Regions from separate parts of the Homo sapiens genome. Here regions 1 and 2 are each linked to region 3. The links are chromatin loops, found by intact Hi-C in ENCODE. Cell type or tissue: endothelial cell of umbilical vein. All regions are shown on one strand.

Evidence for each region. Hi-C counts contacts between places; a loop is a spot of excess contacts. Peaks named below come from ENCODE experiments on the same cell type or tissue, not always from the same donor. Only the 100,000 strongest peaks of a DNase experiment are listed, where the experiment ranks them.
Region 1: a loop joins it to region 3, with 4 times the contacts of the local background. A loop is called at or near these places in 6 of 110 quality-filtered maps.
Region 2: it touches region 3 in a loop (5-fold over the local background); 2 of 110 quality-filtered maps call a loop at or near these places.

Annotation. Positions count from the first base shown.
Region 1 is chr1:59,016,066-59,024,065 of GRCh38, forward strand. LINC01358 (long intergenic non-protein coding RNA 1358) reads left to right here and starts at 4,411. Exons shown (of 3, transcript NR_110626.2): 1 at 4,411-4,558; 2 at 5,423-5,512. RefSeq lists enhancers at 4,093-4,142, 4,173-4,282. In endothelial cell of umbilical vein, no CTCF peak of the experiment used is centred here; a DNase peak (open chromatin) is centred at 4,306; H3K27ac peaks cover 1,146 bases.
Region 2 is chr1:58,751,927-58,759,926 of GRCh38, forward strand. It overlaps LOC112268263 (a long non-coding RNA gene), which reads left to right. Exons shown (of 9, transcript XR_007066129.1): 7 at 5,717-5,874; 8 at 6,353-6,379; 9 at 6,561-8,000. Among named protein-coding and RNA genes, the nearest start is that of JUN, 28 kb to the right of the region's middle. RefSeq lists an enhancer at 3,076-4,275. In endothelial cell of umbilical vein, no CTCF peak of the experiment used is centred here; a DNase peak (open chromatin) is centred at 3,715; H3K27ac peaks cover 3,451 bases.
Region 3 is chr1:58,810,323-58,818,322 of GRCh38, forward strand. The region is part of intron 1 of JUN-DT (JUN divergent transcript); the gene reads left to right. It overlaps LOC101926907 (a long non-coding RNA gene), which reads left to right and starts at 4,118. Exons shown (of 2, transcript XR_246327.5): 1 at 4,118-4,190; 2 at 4,946-5,720. RefSeq lists enhancers at 3,606-4,602, 4,603-5,598 and silencers at 5,040-5,239, 6,052-6,201. In endothelial cell of umbilical vein, no CTCF peak of the experiment used is centred here; DNase peaks (open chromatin) are centred at 4,959, 6,139 and 7,949; H3K4me3 peaks cover 1,113 bases; H3K27ac peaks cover 4,549 bases.

The sequences.
Region 1 (8,000 bases), 210 kb after region 3:
TTGAATGAGACAGTAAGGATTCTCAGGTCTGAGAGGCCTAAATTCCAGTGCTTGATTCACTCATGCAAACTCACTCTTCAGAGAGCCTACTCTATGCCAGGCATTGAAGCCAGCATCCTTGTCGTACAAGAACTCTTAACTCTGTGTGGGAGGTGACTTCAGGGGTCTGCCCAACCCCTGTCTGTATGATAGGGATTAGCACCCTTGCTCTGTTTGCAGTACAGGGGTGGGGTGTGAGGACCTGCTCTGTAGACCCCTGGGTCAAAGTTAGGGATGCGACATGTGCCAGGTGCAGTGTCTAGCACACTGTGGATGCTCAATAAATATCCATTGAGAGCATGAGAATAAATGAATGGTTTCTGCTCTCAGCCTTATTAGGGAAGGGCATGACCATTTACAGAACACCCGCTGTGCTTCACTGATGTCACAGCAGCGTGCACACAACTACAGCCAAGCCTTCCACCACACTGTCTCCCTCTGGGTCTTTGTGTGCCTCTGATGTCTTTTTCTTGCTGTCATGATCTCTTTTCTCTTTGCCCACTTCACTCTCACTCCTATGCAGGTGTCCACCTCTCTCTCTCTCTCCCTCTCTCTCTCTCTCTCTCTCTCTCCCCTCTTGTGTTTAAAAGTGAAACAGCAGGGCCAGGTGTGGTGACTTATGCCTGTAATCCCAGCTACTCAGGAGGCTGAGGCAGGAGAATCACTTGAACCTGGCAGGAGGAGGTTGCAGTGAGCCAAGATCGCACCACTGCACTCCAGCCTGGGCAATAGAGCGAGACTCTATCTCAAAAAATAAAAAATAAAAAGAATAAATAAATAAATAAAAGTGAAACAGCTTTGGGGCTGACTGGAGTTGGATGTAACCTGGAAGTTCTATGATTATACACCCCTTTGAGGGCTAGGATCCAGGTCAGTTTGTTCACCACAGTGTGCCTGACACCTAGCATTAGAGGCCATATTCAGTAGGAACCCGAAATATTGTTGCATAAACACATCGGTTTATATATATATGGGTGAGGAATGTATGCTTGGGAATGCTGAGGGGACCAGCACAGAACCAAAGAACACTGAGCAAGAAGCTACAGTTTTGCTCTAGCTTGGGCCTAAGCTTTAAGAGATGGGTTGAAAAAATTCCTTGAGGTTTTTAGAATGTCCAGCCAAGCTCCCTGTGTGAGAAATCTGACCGAGATTGTGAGTAGAAGCTTCTCTCCGGAATGAAGAGGCTGTGTCTAGAAACACCATCTCTGGGTTTTATCTCTTAGAGACATGAGGACCTGGGGAGCAGGGGGCTCTACAGAAGCCTAATGTTTTAGGAGCATGTAATGCAACATTCCTGACCTCAAGCAATAGTCAGCTCATAAAGATCTTAACTGTAATAGGGGTCCCTCCTCCTATTCTGCTCTGGTTGGTCGCATCAACCTGCACAAGTTCCCACTCTTTAAGCCCTATCCATCTGTTAAATGAAGGGTGCAGGTTAGATGATCCTTAAGGCTCTGCTGCTCTTGGATTTGTGAAATTAGCTAACGGATGAGCTGGGGATTTAAATAGGATTCCATGCCAGGGGCTTTTACCTTCACAGGACAATGGGAAACTAGGCTCTGATTGATTTCATTGCCTGCAGCACTGAATATGTCTGAGTTGCAGGCTGACTCATATAGGCCCTTCTAGAAGAGCTACTGGCCCAGAGAGGACGCTGCCTTCACTCTGAGGGTGGTCACCAGTACATGTGAATATGAGCGTAGAAATCCAGGTCTCTGCAGTGCAAGTGTCCATAATGGGGAAAAAACCACAAATATTTCACAACTCTCAGAAAAATAGTACTTGGTAGCCTATGCATGTTTATATTTCCTCCTTCAAGTGGTCCTCCCGCCTCACAACACACATACATGCATATGACCACAACTAATGCGATCAGGCAGTGTATACCTCCTAAACCACACACGTCCACATGCGCTCTTGCGGACATGCAACATACTTACATGTGTTACTTGGACACATGCCTTTGACATATATAGAGATTCTATGTGTTCCACACACATGCATATCCTGCATATTCAGACATTCCATTTTTGCCCTCACCTACTAGCATGTCCCAATCCCTGGAATGTGGCAAAAGGCAATAAAGGATGCAGATGGAATTAAGGATGCTAATCAGCTGACTTTATCTGAGTGGGCCTATGTAATCACAAGAGTCCTTAAAAGGTGGAGGAAGGAGGCAAAAGAATCAGCATCCAGAAGAATCAATGTCCAAATGTGATGTGAGAAAGACCCCACCAGCCTTGGCTGACTTTGAAGATGAAGGAAGGGGCCATCAACCAAGGAATGCAGGCAGCCTCTAGTTGAAAAGGCTGGAAAATGGATTCTTCCCTAGAGTCTCCAGAAAGCAGTAAAGCCTCCCACTGCCTTGATTTTAGCCCAGTGAGACCTGTGTCCAGCTTCTTACCTCTGGAGCTGTAAGATTATTAATTTGTGTTGTTTTAGGCTGTGAAGTTGTGGTAATTTGTTACAGGAGTGATAGGAAATGAACACCCACAGAATCAGACAGAGTCCCAACCTCATGAGTCTATGGTCTGAGAGAGGAGACAGGCACGAAACCAGGTGATAGACAACAGAGTAAGAGAGGCCGCAAAAACACAAAGGAGGACTCCCCAGCCTACACTTGGGCGTGGAGGGAAGATTTCCTCGTGGAAACTCCATAAAGGCAGGGACCAGTATTGACCCAGGTCTGCAACACTGACCACTATATCTGCACACACCCGATGCCGATAAGTGTTTGCTAGGGGAAGGAAGGAGGGAGAGAGGAAGAAAGGCAAGAGAAAGGCCAAAACTAGGACCCAATAGATAAATAGGATTTGAGGTGGGCGAATACAAGGTGGGGTGAACTGTCCCAGGCAGAAGACCTAGGGCTATTTTGAGAACTAAGTAGAGTTTCCTTTGGCTGGGACACAGTGCCCCACGGGGAACAGGGAAAGATGAGTAGGCAGGGCACAGATCAGGAGGAGCCTTATCAGCTATAATTAGACATTTGGCTCGTATCCTACGTGCAGTTGGTGCATGCTCGCTCTCGCTCGTTCTCTCTGGTTCTGTCTCCCCACCCCCACCCACTTGGGTGATATTTTAACATCTTTTAAATGAAGCATGTTTGTTTGATCTCATTTATGCTAAACAATGCTTATGGAACTATTTCCTCTTGTTCCCCAGGCCATACTCATGTCCCTACCCTTCAGCAATGATTGAGGACCTAGCTCCTCGGTTATCATTTTGGGTAAGATGGGCCCATCCAGTGGACAACAAGCACTGGATCTGTAACCACAGCCATCTGGGTTTGAGTTCATACTCCTTCATTTCCCAGCGAATGCTTAACCTCTTTCATCCCTGGTTTCCCTGTCTGGAAAATGGGTCCAGGACAGTGCCCACCTTAAGGGCTTGTTGTGAGAATCAAAAGAGCTAGTTCATAAAAGTGCTTTGAAAGGGCCAGATGTATCCTGAGTAGTCAATGGCAGTTGTCTACCACAATCGACACTCTTTGTATAGTTATTGTCAACCAGCCATAACTATTGTTACATGTTACATGAGTTTCCATGGCTCTCCAGATCTCCCTACCCTTCTGTACCCACCTCTGCACCCTAGGAGGCCGACCTGCATGGGCCCCATCAATGATCTCCCTTGCCTTCTAGCTCCCAATTGTGCCCAGCCTTTGCAAGTTACCAGCAAGAGATGCAGGGAGTGGCAGGAGAGTGAGGATGGGGGATTTATTCTCCCTGCTCCCTCCTTTTAGGATTTTGCTAGGGCTTGGCTGCTTTCTTCTCATGAAGGCAGCCTCTTTTTGGGGAGCCCTCTCCCTACAACTCCCGTCTTTTTGTTCCAGGAACTGCTCCCTCTTCTTGCCTTTTAAGAGATAGGGAAGGTAATGACTGCCTGCTGTTATAAGCCCCAGAGTTTCCTTTGCATCTAAGTAAATGATCTTTTCCTTAAATTCCCTCCAAGTTACACAGTTTGAGTGTACCATCCATTTTTTGCTAGAACACTGACTGAGACAACTTTTTTTTCAAATACTGGGACTGCTGGCTTCACAGACCGAGACTCCATCCTGATAAGGAAGCCCTTGTCCCTTGTCCCACTGGTTAGCTCTAGAACATTCAGCAAGGTGATCACATTGTCACAAGACCACTTCTTTTTCATTCTGCATGAAACTGAAAATGTCAAGAAAATTTCTGAGTTTAATAGACAACATGATCATACTCCAGACTAGAAAATGAAACCAAAACCAATTGACCTAGGCAGAAAGTTAGGTTGTAACGGGTTTCCTGCAGCCAAAGAGCCATGAGTCACAGCAGCTGGCTCAAGGCTGGGAGGGGAAGTAAAACACTAAATCTAAGGACCACTCTATTCACCCTACAGTGACTGCTCTTTTTCCCTCCTGCCACAGTCCAGGGTAGGAGATACTTCTCCAGGCTCTCACTTATGGGGGCTTTCCTGCTGGCTACATCACTGAAATGGAATCTCCTAGTGGCCCTTCTCCCTCTACAGCTCTGGTGTTACACTGAAAAACTAGAAGGTCAGTCCCTTTTATATTTACCACCATTAAGGTTGCAGGAGCCCAGCATGTCCCCATAGGCCTCCTTCTCCATTCTCCTCTTCCCCTTGTTTTGTGCCTGGTTTGTTTCCTGTCCAAATTGGGTCCTCCTTTTCTAGACCATGAGCTTGCTGAGGTCAGGGAATGAGTCTTCGTATCCTTGGTACCCAGTTCAGAGCCTGCCTTTAGGGAGTGTTTACTCTAGCACTGTGGTTAGGCAAAGAGATGTGAGTTTGAGTCTTGGTTTCCTTAGTCTTTTATCACTCACTTCTCAAATTAAGCCATTTGTATTTTTTTTTCTCTCTCTCTCTTTAGAGACAGGGTCTCACTCTGTCACCCAGGCTGGAGTGCAGTGGTGCAATCATAGCTCACTGCAGCCCTGAACTCCTGGGCTCAAGCCATCCTCCTGCCTCAGCCTCCCAAATAGCTAAGACTACAGGTGCACATCAATGCCTCTGGATAATTTTTTTTTTTAATTTCTGTAGAAACAGGGTTTCACTATGTTGCCCAGTCTGGTCCCAAACTTCTGGTCTCAAGCAGTCCTCCTATCTCAGCCTTCCAAAGTGCTAGGATTATAGGCATGAGCCACTACATTCAGCTACTGCTTGTATCTTCTGATTCTTGTTTTGATACCACTGACCTTAGGTAGGGTATTTTATCTTCCTGAATTTTATTTTTCTATGTGTATAAAGGAGATTAAATTATCCTTCTAATAGGCTTGTTGTGGGGATTAAGTGAAATAGTGTATACAAAGTTCTTAGCATACTTTGAAGCTATTATTTTTATTATTATGCTAGTAAATAAAACTTTCTGGAATTAGAGACTCACATGCCTGTTTGTCTACAGTTTCAAAACAGACAAGGGAAAAAGAGAAACATCAGAAAGTCTGATTAAAGTAGAAGCATCATATTTCTATCAACGTATCCACTGTGCTTGGTAAGTGGCAGTCTCTCGTCCTGTAAGAGACTTGGGCTTTGAAAAGGGCTTTGGATCTCAGATCTGTCGACATGGGCCTTGTCATGAACCTCAGCTTCCTCATCTCCAAAACTGCTATAGGCCAGGCAAGGTGGCTCACGCCTGTAATCCCAGCACTTTGGGAGGCCGAAGCAGTTGGATTGCTTGAACTCAGGAGTTTGAGACCAGCCTGGGCAACATGGTAAAACCCCATCTCTACCAAAAATACAAAAAAAAAAAAAATAGCTGGGTGTGCCCGTGGACACAGCTAACTGGGAGGCAGAGGTGAGAGGATTGCTTAAGCTCGGGAGGTGGAGGCTGCAGTGAGACAAGGTCATGCTACTCCACTCCAGCGTGGGTGACAGAGCGATACCCAATCTCGAAAAAAAAAATGGTATAGTAATAGCCTCCGCTTGAGGTTACTCTTTCACTGAATGATAAGTGAGCACCTACTGTGTGTCAGACGTTACTCTAAGCTGCAGACACAGCCTCAAAAAAGACAAGCTAACCCCTGCCACCATGGGGCTTATATTTTAATTGGGAAAGGGGCTGGAAAAGACAGACAATAGACAAATCAATAAATTCATTAAAAAGCTAACTTCAGGAATTGATAGGTGTTATGGGGAGAATGAAAGAGGACCCTGGGATATAGAATGACTTTGTGGGGGAATCAGGTTGGGATCCCTGGATCAGGTGGTCAGGGTGGGACTCTCAGAGAAAATGACTTTTGAATTTAAATAAGAATGAAAAGAAAAAGCCAACCGTAGGCAGACCTGGGGACGGCCAGTGCAAAGGTCAGAAGTGAGACAAGGTCATAGAGTAACCAGGGTTAAAATAAGGTGATGCGGCCTAACTGGCCAGAACAATGCCTGACAAAGGTGCTGCTTTCCCCAATATCTTCAAATCCTTAAGGATCTACTGTGTGCTGGTGTAAGATGCAGAAATCAGTAAATCATGCTACTATCTCTAAGAAACTCATGGTGTAATATAGGAGAAAAAAAGACACCATCAAAATAAATGAATCAAGACCAGGCAGATGAACATAACTGAAAACAAGTGATAGCAACCTGGGAGATGACATAGACATGGATATGGAAATGGATATGGATATGGGTAGATATGGATGCAGGTACAAATGTGGATAAAGGTGGGGATGTATGTTGGGAAAGGCAGTCTCTTGCATGCCGTCTTTCCACCCCTGCTTGGCCACCTAAGAATGCGCATTGGGCCTGGAAGACTTCCTTACCAAGAAATAAAGAATCCTCAGCCTGTGCTGGACTTATCACCTTTTGTGGGAATATCTTTTTCTGTTTGTACTCTTTTGCTTTGCTTAAGGGCATGCATCATATGGCACTTAGAAACTTCGCTACTGTATCTGTCCTTTGCAGGCAGGGGATGGGCCCTTCTGCTGCAGCATAAGAGGGGTCATTCAATGGCCTGTGTCAGCTACTGGGATGGACCTGCTGTCCATGGGATACTGACACCCACTAGTGAAGCAGATCTTGCTCTGTCTCTTCTCTGTGTGAGTAAAGTTCTGTTCCATCCAGTGCTTGACTGTGTTGTGTTTTTCGTGGCAATTTCAATACCAACATGCAGTGGGCACAAGCGCTTAGACTTCTACTCCGGTTAATAGGAAACAGATACCACTTGCTTGCCAGTTGGATGTGGATATTGGATGTGGATAGATGTAGATATCAATTAAAAGAACAAATGAATACGTGATTGAATGAGTGAATACATATAAGGAGGGAGAGGGTTGGGTCAGGGTAGATGAGAAGGGGGATGAAGGAGGCAGAGGTGGGCAGAGGTGGTGATGTAGAAGAGGTGTTCACCACTGGGAAAACTCCAACTGGGCTGGAGCAGAGGATCCTTGTATGGAAATCATGTCTGGAAACTAGCAGAAGACCAGTTATGGACAATTTTGGCTTTGCTTTGTGGGCCTATCATGCTATTTATACTTATATGATTAACAGACATTTCTATAACATACCAGACCTGACAAAGCTGCTACAACACACCTGAGTTCACATGAGTATGTATTGTTTCTCCAGTTTCCATTGGTAAAAGTGCAGTGCAGAAAATCGTTTTCTGCCCTTTCTCTGTGGCCACTTTGAGGTCAGAGATTGTGTCTTAAATTCAACAAGAACAGAACTGGAATAGTAGAATCTTGTTTTGTTGTGTTTTTGTGAAAAACATAAAAAGGCTCATTTTAGGCTTTAATAAAAGAAGGGGCCTGGAGGCATCACTGGTGATGGTAAAAAAAAAAAAAAAAAGCCATAATTTTATGTTTTTATAAGATTTTAAAATGTTAAAATCAAATTATGAGACATAAATCAGGATGTTCAGAAAAAATTATAAGAACCCTCATGATGTTTATCAATGAATGATCCGTTTGATTCTGTGCAGCCTCATGGCCAAAACCAAGCACAGAGTTAGTCAGATAACTGATCTCCTCTACACATATGATCTT
Region 2 (8,000 bases), 58 kb before region 3:
ATGCCTGTAATCCCAGCACTTTGGGAGGCCAAGGTGGGTGGATCACGTGGTCAGGAGTTGGAGACCAACCTGGCCAACATGGTGGAACCCCGTCTCTACTAAGAATACAAAAATTAGCCGGGCATAGTGGCATGTGCCTGTAATCCCAGCTACTTGGGAGGCTGGGGCAGAAGAATCGCCTGACCCAGGAGACAGAGATTGCAGTGAGATGAGATTGTGCCACTGCACTCCGGCCTGGGCAACAGAGTGAGACTCCGTCTCAAAAAAAAAAAAAAAAAAAAAAAATCAGGGCTAAATTGAATGAGCTGAAAGGTCCGTTCTGACAGAACTCTCTTCAACCTAATAATTGCTAAGTATCTCCTCATAACTCCCAAATGTTAGTGTCAGCTCTATATACTGGAGTCACAGAAAACAAGTTCTTTCAGTTTTAGGAGAGGAAATAAAGTGGGTGGAGAAAAAGAACTGGATGGTCTGTAGCTGCCATTCTGTTTCCTTTTCACTAGGTTGTTCTTAGCGGACTTTTAACTTTCCAGATTCTTCTAATTTTTATTTTTATTTTGAGGCAGAGTCTCACTCTGCTACCCAGACTGGACTGCAGTGCACAATCTTGGCTCACTGCAACCTCTGCCTCCAAAGTTCAAGTGATTCTCATGCCTCAGCCTTCCTAGTAGCTGGGATTACAGGCGTGCACCAACGCTTGGCTAATTTCTTTGTATTTTTAGTAGAGATGGGGTTTCACCATGTTGGCCAGGCTGGTCTCGAACTCCTGACCTCATGTGATCCACCCACCTTGGCCTCCCAAAGTGCTGGGATTACTGGCATGAGTCATCACACGTGGCCTAGATTCATCTAAATTTTAAAACATGGGATGTTGCAATCAGATAGAAGAGCCAGATCCAGTATTGGCAGCTGTTACTGGTTTTGTGACCTGAAGAAGCTAATCAATGTTTCTAAGCCTCAATTCCCTTCTCTGTAAAAGTGGGTGCTCACAGTGTTGTTGAGAAGATTAAGCAGGGAAGAGTGTGTGAAACTACCTTACACATAGCAAGGGCTCAATAAATGGTAGTAACTGTTCTTTGTTTTAAAAAATTTTTGCTTAATCCACTGCACAATAAAGTGACCCATGGAAGACCTTGGGAAATGTTTACAGGTTTCAAATTTGGTGTTTGCCAAGTATTGCAAAACATCTACCCCTCCTCACTACACACTTGTACTCCTGTTAAAATACATTACTGTGCTTGAAGGTGTCCAGTCTTCTATTGTCTTGCATAGTAGCACAGGCGAGCTTGGTGAAGGTAGGTGGAATCAGGGTGTGTTTTCAGCAACAAGTGAGCAGAGGAGCTGAGCGGGTGGTTCTGAGCAAAGGGCCCGAGAAGTGACAGCAGAGGGGGAGTGATGCCGAAACGATAATATTAGAGTACACAGAGTAATGCACAGCTGCCAGGTCACACAATTTGAGAACTGCTTCAGAACAGTCAACTCTTCCACGCTGTTGCTAAGAGACGGGGGAGGTGGGGAGGCATTCATCCCTTGAACAAAAGGGAGGGGAAAAACACGAACAGACATGAACTCTAAGTTTTGGAAATGATTTCATGGACTCCTATTTTCTGAACGTTAGTGTCTTTGGAGACATTTTCATGTGTTGAGTTCCTACTGTGTGCTATGTGTGGCTCAAGGCACTGGGGAGAGAGCAGTGGACAAAGTCCCTGTTTTCATGGAGCTTCTATTGGATTTGGTCTTCTCCTTTGATGTTGAGGGGACTGACTGAGGTCCTCAGAAGGGAAGAACTTGCCTAAGAACTGAAGGCAACCTATTGGCAAAGCTGATATTTGAATCCAGGCCTCCTAAATCCAAGATCGAGACTTTTTCCATATACTACATTTTACAAAAGAGATTCATCTGCAGCAGATTTTAACGTTAGCTAGGACTTAAGTACCTCAGCTAGGTCAAGGTCCATTCACTGGAGATTTCTGCAAATGAGTCCAAAAAAATGATGTTTTTTTAATTTCAAGTGTCCCACGGAGAAGTTTCATATTTATTCAGAGTCCTTGTCTTCCATTATTACACCTAGTTGAATGAAACTGTATAGTATGAAAGGAGGTAGGGAGAATCAAAACAGGAAAAAGATTTGGGTATCTCATAACTGCTGAAAATTAGCAAGACATGGAAGTCAAGAGATCTGGGTGCAGAAGCAGTTTCTACTTCTTCCTACCTGTGACCTTACCTCTTTAGGCCTGTTTTCCCACCTATAACATGAGGGATTGCATTATAATAATCTCAGCATTCTTCTCCAGCTCTAAATTTATGATGAGTCACCCAACAGTGCCATGCAGTGAAAATAGCCCTAAGGCCCTAAGATGTAATTTCAGAGAGTGACTGTGGTTCAAAGATGAAAAACTGAGTGTTAATTGCCCCTTCTCCTGTGCTCCCATGGTCCTAGGGCAGGGTGCTGCTGTAGTGCACATTCTGCTGTGCATGCTGAGAAGCTGGCTCCGGGTCTGCACCAGCAGAAAGGTCTGTGCTTATGGAGGGTGAGCACTGTGTCCTGTGCACTGCCACGTGACTGTTTTTGTAGGCCTTTCTTCCCATCAGACCATGACTACTTTGATGGCAGGGACCATGTCTTATTTATCCTTCTGCCTTAGTGCCTGCCGCTGAGTAGTCTGTAGATGTTTACAGAGTGAAGGAATCAATGAATAATGACTGAGTGAGAAAACTATACTTTTTCAGGGTCAATAAAGGAAATAGCACAAGAGAATCTCCCCTGATAAACTTGTCAAAGTGATCCCAGAATTAAACATTCAGGCTGGAGAGGTTATTAGTGACTTGCTTAAGGCCACATTGTTTAAAAGCAGCAAAGCTAGGACTCCTTTCCTCTCTCCTTTTCTTTCTTTTATTCAGTACCCCAAAAGGGTGTTTGGCTCCAGCATTGAACACAGGTGACTTTGAATAACAATTTATCGGAACAAGATGAATTTTGAAGCAGGTAGGAGGGTGGCTTTTGAGTCTGACAGATGTGGGTTCAAATCCTCTGGGGCCGCTGACTATCAGTGTGATCTATGGCAACTTAACCTCCCGGAAGCTCAGTTTCCTCGTGTGAAAAGTAGAAGTGATAACATCTCCACCATCTCCCTTGCAGGCTGCTTCTGTGGGGTCATTTGAAGGCTTATGGTTAACCCAGATAAGAGGTAGGATGGGAGTTTCTAACACAAGTCTCTTACTGTCCTGCACGATTTGTTGCTTCAGAGAAATGGGGTCTTCTCTATCTTTTTTGAAATTCCATTGTTGGCTTAGACAATGAGTAGCCTTCTGTGTATGTGATGTACATTCTCCCCCAGACCTACTGTTATGTATTTTCCAGCCTACTGAGGTAGTCCAGGCCCATTCACTATACACATCAGTGTGTGCTGGCTTGTGTTTTTACCCTTTCTGCAGCTACAGCCTGAACTAAGACTGGGTCCTTGCAGCTCTCCAACACATGATTGCTGCCTGCCAGAACCACAGACCTTTCTCGGGACTGGCACGAATTTCAGCCAACAGAGCCTGCACAGAAACACATGGAAAAGGCTTCCGGTGGAGCTTACTGTGAGTCACAGACAGCCATAGTTGCACTGGATAGAGAGCTGGCAGATGCCATCAGCATATGCCCTTAGAAACTTTGGTTGTTTTGTGGCCTGGAGAAGAGCCCAGAATTATGGAGCCTAAGAGGCAGCACCTCTGCTTTCTGAAGAGGAAGCCGTAGTGCCGTGGACTTCACCACGTGCACAGTGGCTGCATCCAGACCTGAATGCCCCTCTCATTACTCACCGGAAGTGAGCTTTGAACACTTCACACAGGAAGATGACTCGCTCCTCCAACAAGATGCAGAAAGTCTTTCCAAGCAAATGACTTGAAGTGTTTAAATATTCTGTTTCTTAGTCTGCTTTTTTTCTGTTAAATCCTTCAGCTTGAATGAGCACCTTTATCTGCAAATTGATCTGGTTGTAGCATCCCTTGACCATGTAGGTGGATTTTTAATTTGTACTTAAGGCCAGTTACAATATGCCATCTGCAACTCTGCTCCCTTTATGCTCCTGTAGCACTGCTATAGAGAGGAAGGGTTTGTCGTAGCAATGGGAAATAAAACAATGAGCATACAACTTTTACAATTGGAAATGAAGAAGCATAAAAAAAAATAACGGCTGATATTTGTTATCGGTCAGGCCTGAGTATGAGAATTATGGGTCTCTAACATGCCTGAATTAGCAAGAGGATGAAATTGCAAGAAGGCAGGCTGGAGAACAACCTCTTGACCCCACTCAGCATTTTGGAGCATGGCAGCTTAACAGATCCAACACAGAAAACAAGGGAATGGGTTAGTCTGGTGCTCATTCTCAAAGGTAGATGTGTCTGAAGTGAGAACTCTTGTTTGCATTCTCTGGAACCAAGTAGGGATCTGTCATCTTTTGGGAAGATCTGTCCTTCCTCAGCAGGTGTCCCATCAGCAAGGACAAAATCTGGAACCCAGATTCCAGGGAAAGAAACTAAGAAGAGCTAGGCATGGATCCAGGCCATTCAACAATAGGCTAGGGACAACAGCAGGCTCTGAGCTCAGGGAAGGGACGCTTGGGCAGAAACTAGTCTTACGGGATTGGGGAAGGTAGCACAGTATCACAGGGAGAGCATGTCTTTGGACTTGAAGAGACATAGATTATAATCCCAGTTTTGGTGCTTACTAGCTATGTGATTGCAGGTAGGTCAGTTTCCTTCATGGGACTCATCTGCAAAATAATTCTTACAGAGGCATCATAATACCCAAGATCATAGTCAAATAAACTTGGAATAGAAACTCTGGCCCATCATTTATGAACCATTAGTTCCTTAACTTTTGTCCTAACCTTCCTTAAGCCTCAGTTTTCCTATCTGTAAAAAGGAGATAAGATTACTTATCTTAGATCTAGTGTGAGGATTAATTGAAACATTGCAAGTACAATACTCAGCATAAGGCTCAGAACACAGAACACATTCCATAAATGGTGCTATGATTGGTCCTGGGATATTGGCTCCTGGTCTGGTTGGCAGTGAAGGCAAGGAAAACATGTGTGTGGGATATGCTGACAGTTTAGGGGATGTCCTAGAGTTTCCCATAGTTGTCCCAGTCAGTTTGATCTTGGTATTATGCACTAGGCTGTGTACTGTTTGGCCCCAGTTAAGATTCCAGGTCTGAGAACATTTTTGAAGCCCCTAGATGGATGGGCTGAGGTGATGAAAGAGGTAACTTTGATATGAACTATGCCTCAATAAGTGGGTTCTGCAAACTGGGGAAGGCAGGGCTGAAGCTGACAGCTTTATAGTTCAAAGAGTGTTTTCCCAAATATGATTTAATTTAATTTAACCCTTATAGCTTGCATCACCAAAATTGTCCCCAAATGAAGAAACAAAGATCCTGAGAGGTTCCCTAAGTGGGAGTCAGTGCTGGTACAGGGTCCTGAACTTGGCAAGACTGCAAAACCATGCTCCACCTGTGTCGCAGCAAGGCTGTGGTGTCTGTCCCAATGCAGTAGTCAGTGAGGATCTGCTCTCTGCTCAGTCCTGTGGAGGAGGCTCATAGTGTTGACCCTGTTCCTGCCCTATATATATGTGTATAGTATAATAATAATAATTCTGGGGATGTAATACAGTTACTATTTGTTGAGCACTAACTGCTTAACATATGCCATCTTATTTTTTTTCACAGAAAAACACCATAAATAGGATTTCTGATGTCCATTTTATAGATGAAGAAGGAAGGTTTAGCAAGGCCATTCAAGGATACACAGCTAGAGGACGAGATGGAATTGAAGTCCCTTTGTCAGCATCCTTTTCATTCTTGATGCCATTTCATTTCCCCTCCTGGTATGTTTTGTTATGCAGTTAGCTTAGGCCTAATTTTATATAACCAATTATAAACTGTGAAATAGGATTCTGGTATGAATTTCCTATTCTTCTCCCACTAAGCAACTGATGAATCCCTTCGTGGTCAGATGTGACGAATGGGATTGTTTCTGTTCTACTATGGTTTGAATTTCTACCTTGATAATTACACAAAAACACTATCAACAAAGGTGGACGCCAGGTAAACACTGCTCCCTCCTAAATGCTTCTATGGCTGAGATCCATTCTCTTGCTCTTTTTCTCCTTTCTTCAAGAACAGATGTTCATATTCTTTGCCAATTTTTCTACTGAGTTATAAGAACACATTATATATTAAGAAAATTAGTCCTATTTATTTGTCTTATAGGTTAGAAATATTTACCTGTTGGTCAATGGTCTATCATCTGAATATATAGTATTTTTGGGGGCCTCTGCATAATAGTTCTGTATTATTTTTTAGGAAAGCCTTCCCACTCCAAGAGAAAAAGTAAGTTATTTATATATCCACATCTTATGGGTCTTTGACTTTCTATTCTCTTCCACTGAATTGTCTATTTCCCAATTTCAGTTGTTACAATATTTATAGCTTTATAATTTGAGCTAATATCTGCCATTTTAAAGCTTTTTTTCTGGCTTCTGTTGCATTTTTATGTCTTTATTTCTTTCAGCTATTATACAAATGATACAACCTGCTATGGAAAAAAGAGAAATAACAGATAAGTATACAAAGAAAATACAAGAAAAACATGAACAGTAATAATCTTATCCAAATGTTACTGAGATATTTTTGGAGTACTTAATTTCAATCTTTTTCCTATATGCAAACACACACAACTTTTCTCTAACAAAAATCAGATCATACTGTACTAGCAAACACCCTACCTGAAATCTGTATATCCATTGCCTATTGATTATGCCCATTGCTTAACATACTATGTTTTATTTAATCATTATTTAATTGTTGAGTATGCAAGTTATTTCTGAGTTTTCACTCAAGCTGTTTACGCTTATTTCTGTCTGGGTGTGAATGAATCTTTGGCACATTCCTCTAGCAAGTTGATCAACATCTGGTCTAAGATATTCTTCGGTGTTGGGTTTGTGCTGTCCACATCAGCTTAGCAATGTCTGCACAAAGACTCCTTCCCCCTCAAAAGTGCCATTCAGACTTGCTGTGGGTATAAGGGGAACAATCTCATTGAGGAGAAAGTTGTCATTGTGGTTGAGAACATGAACTTTGGAATTGGATAGAGCTGTGTGAATTTGGCCTAAACTCCGAGTCTGCTTCCACATCTGTAAAATGTAGACACAAATAGTTACTCATAAGGTTCTGGTGGGGATTAAATGTGGTTATACCTGTAAAGTCCTTAGCATTATGCCCAGCACATAGTGAAGATGTTCGATAAATGATAACTAAACAAACATTGTGTCCCCTCCCACTACAACCACACTGCTCTCCCTCACCTTACAGACTTTGCTGCTTGACAATCTTGGGGTGGGGCTGCTGAAAACTGAATCTCAATTTAGGAAGCCATGTTGTCCCAGGATTAGGGTTATTGGCCTCACATAAGAATCTCCAAATCTGCAGAATCTCAGGCCCCACCCAAAAACTATTCAATCAGAAACTACATTTTCAAAAGATATCCCAGATGATTTGTATGCATAGTAAAGTTTGAGAAGGTTTTAGTCCAGGTATTCAGGAAGTGATGCTGGTTGTGTATGGAGGACAGGGGCCCAGGAACTGATGAAATCTCTAGTTTGGAATTCTCGATAGCATTTGCATTCTTTTTTTTTTTTTTTATCTCAAATCCATCACTCAGTAGCAATGTGATCTTCACAAAGCTCCCTTTACTTTTACCACCATAGTGTTGTAGGAGAAGCTCTATCTTCCAAGTCAGACAGATCTGGGCTTCAATTCCAGCTTTGTTAACTGGAGGACTTATTATTAGCTGGGAGGACTTGCGACAAATCATACCAACTTTCTGAGCCCAGTTTCCTTCCCTGTAAAATGTAGATAATACACCTTTCTTGAGGTGTTACTAGAGATAACCAATGATAAAGTGTTTGGGAAATCTGGCATATCGTAGGGGTACAATGAGTAAGTGGTTTGA
Region 3 (8,000 bases):
AGCCTGTAGTCAGAGAGACCTGGTGTGTATGGAGTCTAGAGGGCCCTCTGAGGTTTGAGATAGGCCTAATAGTCTCCCAAAGACCCCTGGTCCCTGCTCACCTAGTGCCATCATAGAAGGGAAAAGATGTTCTTGGTGTCACTGGAGAACATTTGGCTTTGGAGATAAGTGTTTGGGCCACCAGCCCCCTTCAAGAATATATAGCAATTATGAGTGTCTGGATGGACCTCATTTTTTGCACTGGGCGGATAGATTAACCAAACCTCCCAGAAGTGGAATGAATAACAAAGAGAAAGGTCTTTGCAATTCTAGGGCTTGTCCTTTCACATCTCTTTTAAGGCTTGTGAAAGCAGCGAGCAGTGGGGAGGGAGATGGGTGGAATGGGCATTTGTTAACGAGGAGAAATCCTGAGATGCTTGGTTGTGTGACCTGGGGTTGGGAAGCCACTCCACTTCACATCTCTGAGTCTCAATTTTCCCTTCTGCCATTTGGCAAAGGGAATGCTTCCCTTCCTCTTCCCCTGCCCCAGACGGCTGCTGTGAGAATGAGATGAGAATATGTTTAGGGTTTTGGAGTGATGTCCGAACTCAGAGAAGGTGCTTAGGCCAAAGTCAAGAGGCCTGAGGTGTACTCCAGACTCTGCCCTGAACTCAGTATCTCTTCTTTCCGGGGCTTCCTTTCTATAAAATGGGGGAATGAGGGTAGCTTTCTTTCTTTTTTTTTTTTTTCCCTCAATGGTCACTTTTGATTCTAAATGCCATAATGCCATGACTGTTTTCTCAAAGTAGAGGATTAGATGCAACTTTTAGGAGATAAATGGATCATTTAATAGTTACCTGTTCAGTCATTTAACAAATGTTTAATGAGGACCTACCACATGTCAGCCACAGTGCTAGGTAATGGATAGAATAACAAACAAAACAGACGTAGCCCCTGCCCTCATGGAACTTCTAGTCTAGTATAAGACTGTTTGGAAGAACTTCCTCATCTCAGATAGTTGAAGAAGTTCCAGGGCTCCAAGGGGAATGTCGTTAGTTAAAAGAACAATGTCAGGAATGTAATAGGTGCTCAAATATTTGTTAAATGAATAAATCAATACAAGCACCTGAAGGAAGCTCTTGCAGTAACCCTAGAGTTAGGAGCAGTTCTTTGGAGTCCAGAAAGACTGTGGGAGCTCTGGCAAAGGGTGTATGTAATTGCTAAATAGTTTGTTTGTTGAGACACCTGTGGATGGGAGGATCTGCCCCTACCTGCCTGGTTCTCAAGGTGGCCACTTACTGGGAACAACGATGGCTTCACTTGCCAGGTCTTTTCCCCAGAGGTGGAGCCCATGCAGATGCTGGAACTGAAGGGGGGAAGGGAAAAGTGGCCAGGGAAAAATGCCAGTGTTTGTATGACATTTGGGCTAAGCCCAGAGGACCCATAGAGATTGTGGGGTCTCATCTGTATCCTGTCAGAGGGGTAACTGAGGCCTAGATGGGATGTGAGGTCACAAAAGAGTTGGCTCCAAGCCATGTCAGGAGGCTGGATGGGGAGGTGGAAAGAACCTGGGCTTAGGAGTTGGAGAGTACTTGGGTTTGAAGGCTGTGGATCCTTGGGTAAATCACTTAATCTCTCTGAATCAGCTTTCTCATCTGTTGAAGAGACATCACAGTGGTGGCATCTGAAAGATGTCATGAGGTATAATGTGTCTTGGACACCTAAAATCAGGACCCAGGACTAACTATAGACCTGATAATCAGTATTTATAATTATTACATTATTAGGACCCAGGTCCTATTTCTGTGCAATGTTGAAAGATAGTGATAAGAACAATTTAGATCAGAACTTACAAGTTTGCATGATCTTCATTATAAATGAAATAGTGAAACAATGCTGAGCGGATTTACAGAGGCGTAACTCATTCATTAACCAGCTTAGACAGGCATTTTCCCCCCTCTTTGGGATTGGTTTTCTCTTCTGTTAAATGGGGATAATTTTTATGCTCAACCTCTTCTCATCCATCTATTAAACATTTATTGAATGCCTATTAGGAGTCATAATATGCTTAGTGCTGAGGACACAGGAAGAGGACATAGTTCCTGACCCTAAGGAGCTCATTACCTAGTGGGACACTATTAAACAGATACAACACAGAATAGTATGTATAGAGCATGGTATGTAGCAGGGGCCTATTCCTGTCTGAGTGGACAAGGAGGCTTCCTAGAGGAAGCAACATTTAAAGCTGAGGGCTGAAGGATGAATAGGATTTAACCAAGTAAAAGTAAGAAAGGAAGTGGGGAGCTGGAAAGGGCATTCCAGGAAGAAGAAACTGCATGTGCAAAGGCCAGGAGGTCAGAGCGCACAGTGGATATGACGATGTGGCTAGCTGAGCATGTCTGTGCAGTGTCAACTTTGTTGTGAACACAGAGGGAGGCTACTGGGAAATTTTAAGCAAGAGAGTTGGAGTATGATCACATTTGCATGTTAGAAAGAACACTCAGGGTTATATGCACTTGAATGAAGTTTTATTATGGAGAGCAGTTGGAACAAGTCGATTCTTTCCTCCTCCTCCATCATCCTCCTCTTTTCCCTGTCCACATAACATGGCTCACATGAGATAAAATAACCCACACAAGCATGCCTTGTGTAATGTCTGCCACATAGTAGGTGTCCAATTATCATATAATTCCCCCCTTTTTAAATGTAGTTCCTGAAAGAGAAATCCCCTGGCATGAAGCACAAGTTGGGGCAAAAACGGTGAGGGTGTGGCTGTTTGTATCTTCTGGCTGGTGTTTGGGTATAGCCGACAGGATTTAGGTCAGAGGAAGTTCCCCAGACAGTTCAGCCTCAACCAGTCATCTGGGGTTTCAGGGAGGGCAGGTGAAGGTCATAATATCCCCCTATTTCAGGAGGCCACCCCTCCCCAGGATCCTGATCTTGAAATGTACCAGACATGGACCATTGCGTTAATTTGTCTGGGTCGGCTTCCTCATCTGTAAAATGGGTATAAGGTTACCTGTGCTGTCAGCCACATGGGGTTGTTGTAAGAAACAGAAAAGTGTGAACCACCACAAAATAATATAAGACTACATTAATTAATGGCTACCCTGGGCTGGGCCTTGTTCTGTGAAGTAGATATTATCAATTATCCCTATTATACAGATAGCAAAACCAAGGGTCAGAGAGATTATGTGAATCACCCACAGGCACAGAATAAGTGGCTGTAGCTGGAGCGCTGGCATTTTAACCACAACACTGTGACACCATGACTTGTTCTCCTTTGAAAACCACCTCCTGCTCCCTGAGCTCTTAGCTTGATGCAGTACTCCAGAAATGAGTGTAGAAAGATGGAAGAAGGAAGGAAAGGGGCAGTGTTTGAAGTCTGAGAGTCTTTCCAGATGCCTCCCTACTCCTCACCCCACCAACTCAGGGTCTTCTTCCAGATGCACTCTGGGAAATGGCTCATGGCATCCTCTTAAAATGACCTGTTACCTGACTCCTCATTAGATGGGGACACGTGGGGGAAGGGACTGTTTGGTTTGCGTTGGTATCCCCAGGGTCTAGTACAATGGCTGGCACTCAGTAAATGTTTGTGAATAAATTCCTCCTGTCATTGTCTGAATTTTCTGCCCATGCTGTCCTCTTGGCCAAGAGATCTAAAAGCAAACGAGCTGGGGCTTCTGGAAAGTCTTCCAAGGTCAGTGGATGCATGTGTGATGGAGGCCCAGCAAGAGGTCAGTGTGTTGCCCTGGGGCAAGCCTGCAGGATGGACCCAGAGGGCTGGGGTGGCCGGCTTCATCCAGCTCATTTTTCCCAAGGGATCTGGCGCTCACAGGCTGCACATAGAGCCCACGTGTTGTGTTGCGTGAGGACCCCTAAGGATTTGTTGAGTGGTCCTAGGTGCTCAAGTCACTGTACCTGCAGGGTGGCTTGAGCTGGGCCCACCTGACTGATTGGCTGGTCAATAGGTGGCCTGAGAACCAAAACTAGCCTCCAGCACATTGAGCAACCGGCTTCCTTCCTGCCCCGGGTCAGGAGCTGGGCCAGGGAAAGTGAAGAAACCTGTTTGGGGCCTCGGCAGGGTGGGCGTGGGTGGGGCCCTGCCGGGAAAAGAGGCGCCTAGACCAGTTAGTTTCCTTTGCTCCAGGACCGGATGCGGAGCCGGGACTCAGGTGGAGGCAGGAGAAATACGCACCCTGGGTGCACCTGTAAGTCCTCCAGGACTACATTGGTTTTGGCTATGACATGACCAGGGGCTCTGGGTCGGTGGTCACCGGGCGTGGGGCTTCTGGCTGCTAAATCAGGAGAGTGAGCGGGCCGGGCGGCGGCGAATGAGTTGACGGGTGGAGCTGGAAGAGGCTTTGGCGATCCAGCGGGCAAGCGAAGGACACCGCGGGAAGGGGTGGTACCCGGAAACGCAGCTGGGCAGTCGCGCCGCTCCCCTGTCCTCGCCAGCGCGCTTTCTCTTCCTGGCCCCTGCGCCTCCTCCGGGCCCCGCGGTGGCGTGAAAGGCGCTCAGGACAGACTTGTATTTGAATCCAAGCTGTTCCACCCACACGCTTTTGTTCTTGGGCGAGTGACTTCTATCTGACCCAGAGTTTTCCCAGACGAAAGTGGGAAGACGGTGCCTACCCCAAAGCGTCGTGGGAATGAAAGTCAATGAAGTGACATAGGAAAGGTGCCTAGCACATGGCAGGTGCTGAGCAAAGCGGGGTTCCCTTTCCCTTTGTTTAGCCCCAAGATCTCACTCCTAGCCCTGAAGTCGCGCCCCAAAGGCAGCCCCAGGACGGCGGGGTCTGGGAGGCAGGAGGCCTGGCCTGGCAATAACTCATTTGAATCATTTGATCCTCAAATGGGATGGGGGCGAGTGGGCGGATTCTGAGGCTGCCTTTGGAATGCGTTTCTGTGATCCTAGGAGGGAATTTCAATGCATTCTTCCATTCACGTATTTATTTATTCACAGATTCCTATCAGGCGAAGGCCGCCTTTCCTGGCCTCCCCCACAGGCCCGCCAGCGATTCGTCCTTACAAGGCTAGCCTCCACGGGCTGCCCTCTGTGTAAATAAAGCCACAGACTTCCGCCCACAGGTCGCCGCAGGTCCCGCCCGCAGCGCCGGGCCGCGGGGGAGGCGGGAACTGGTGCTACGGCCGCTACGCAGGCCTCGGGAGGCTCGGAGCCCGCCACGCCCCAGCCCTCTCGCAGGGCCGGGGAGCCACGGGGCCAAAAGGAGGAGCAGGTGGAAGAAATCCAGGCTCAGACCGTCGGAGTCCCCACCCATGAGCACCCTTCTCCACTGATCACTCAGAACATGGTAGGCCCTAGAGAGACAGCAGCCCGAATCTTCCCAGAAACCCTGCAGGAGATTCCTTCTTCCCATTTTATAGAAGGGAGGCTGAGGCTCGGCACGTTGAAATGGCTTGACCAAGGTCCCACAGGCAAAAAAATGGTACAGCAAGATATTGTAACCCAATATCTGGCTGCAAAACCCAGTCTCTCCCCAACCCACCTATCGTCACCGAGATTGTAAAACTTCTAACCGGGAAGAATCAAATACATGCACAACGGGTTACAGGTTAACAGACAGATGGGAGCGGAAAGGGACATTCCAGCGCTTCCCTGGGCGTGTCGCACAGGGCAACTCCAACCACAGGCGAATTTTCCTGGGTGACAGTTAAACTCCTTTTTGCATGAAAAAATACAGATTCTTATTAAAACAATAATCGATTAGACTATAAAACTCTCAAAGTTATTTCGGATCAAAATTATTTTCGGCTGTTTCCACACCTTTTTTTCTCGATTGTGCAGAAATTCTTCACACCGTCTGCACAGATGGGCAAACTGAGACCCGGACGAGTCCCATTGAGAGAGAGAGGCAGAGCCGGGGTTGGGAGAAGACTGAGATTTCTGGGATCCGGCTTGGGGTGTTTCCGCTGGGTGGGGGCGCCGGTTTGCGAAGAGCTTTCCTCGGACAGCTACTGCTGATTTTTGTCGCTCAGCCAGCCAAGTGGGGGCGATTCTGAGTAATCGCAGGCAATCAGCGCGGCTGGGGTTAAAAGCGAAAGGGACTCGCGGGCGAACGGCCGGGGAGGGCGGCGGGCACAGAGCCCAGACGCCGGCAAAGGCGGGGCGCCGCCGGGGTTCCCTCGGTGCGAGCGCGCGCGGCACTTCCTGCTTTTGCTCCTCCCTGCGGTCCTGCCGGCCGTTGTAAACTGGCGCTGCGGGCCACACCCGTGTTCCAGGCCCGCTAACCCACCGGCGGCCCCAGAGCCCCAGGCGGCCCCAGAGACCCAGCCTCAATCCTCAGTCCTCGTACAGTCCTCAGGTCCAAGTTCTGGCCATAGGAACGCCAGCCAGATCTGCAGCTCAGCTAGCTGAATTTCAGGTTCCAGAGACCTGGCCCTTTTCTTCCATGTAGGGGACAGTCAGGTTCTCTGGCCTGGGTTTTCTAAAAGTACCCAGAGTTGAACTACCTTCCACTCAGCAATCCCATTACTGGGTCTGTACCGAAAGAAAAATAAGTGGTTCTTCCAGAAAGACACATGAATCCCTATGTTCATCGAAGTGCTATTCACAATAGCAAAAACTTGGAATCAACCCAGGTGCTTGTCAATGGTGGATTGGATAAAGAAAATATGGCTCATACACACCACGGAACACTATGCAGTCATAAAAAGAATGAAATCGTGTCCTTTGCAGCAACATGGATGCAGGTGGAGGCCATTATCCTAAGTGAACTAATCAGGAAAAGAAAATCAAATACCACATATCCTCACTTATAAGCAGGAGCTAAACAATGGGTACACATGGACATAAAGGTGGACATGATAGACACTGAGGACTACTAGAGTTAGTGGGAGAGGGAGCAGAGCAAGGGCTGGAAAATTACCTCTTGGGTGCTATGCTCACTATCTGAGTGACAAGCTCAATTATACTAAAAACCTCAGCATTAGGCAATATACCTTTGTAACAAACCTGCACATGTACCCCCAATTATAAAATAAAAGTTGGGACGGGTGCAGTGGCTCACTCTTTTAATTCCAGCACTTTGGGAGACAGAAGGGGGAGGATGGCTTGAGGCCAGGAGTTTGAGACCCACCTGGGCAACAAAGTGAGACCTCATCTCTACAAAAAATTTAAAAATTAGCTAGGCATGGTGGCGTGCACCTGTGGTCCCAGCTACATAGGAGGCTGAGACAGAAGGATTGCTTGAGCCTAGGAAGTCGAGGCTGCAGTGAGCCATGTTCCTGCTACTGCACTCCAGCCTAGGCACTGGGCTGGACACCGTTTCAAAATAAAGTAAAATAAAAGTTGAAAAAAATATATAAAACAAACAAAACAACCCACACTTGACATTTGCTGACTATATGGCCTTGGGAAAATTACTTAACCTCAGTCTCAGTTTCTGCATCTGTAAAATGTGAGTTACTGACACTTACCTCATATAATTGTTGTGAGAAGTAAATATGTGCCTATCTGTAAAGGCCTAGAACATTTGAAAAAAAACTAATTAAATGCTATGTTTTGTTATTAGTGTTAGTTAGGCCTAGGTAGGAATCTTGTTTAGGCCACTTAAGAACTGGATGACCAGGCAGGTGTACTTTCTTCAGTTTCCCCACCTGGAAAAAGGAGTTTATTACACTTTATGTCACAGGGTGATGGTGAGGTCCCCATTATCCAGCAATTCCACAAGTGATGATGTTTGCAACTCTTACTGTTTGCCAGCACTGTCTTAAGCATTTGACCCTTATTAACTCATTTAATTCTACAATTACAGTATGAGAGAGGTATTAAGAGCATCCCATTTCACAAATAGGAAATTGAGGAACGAAGAAGTTAAATGACTTACCCAAAGTCACACAGCTACTAAGTAGGACTTGAATCTACAAAGTTTGGCTCCTTATTCCATATTCTTAATTCCTGCAGGATGTATCAGACACAATGCTAGGCAATGGGCATGCAGCCAGGAATGATACCACACACAGCTGCCTCCTCAACAAAGGCAAGGGGTTCCTTTCTG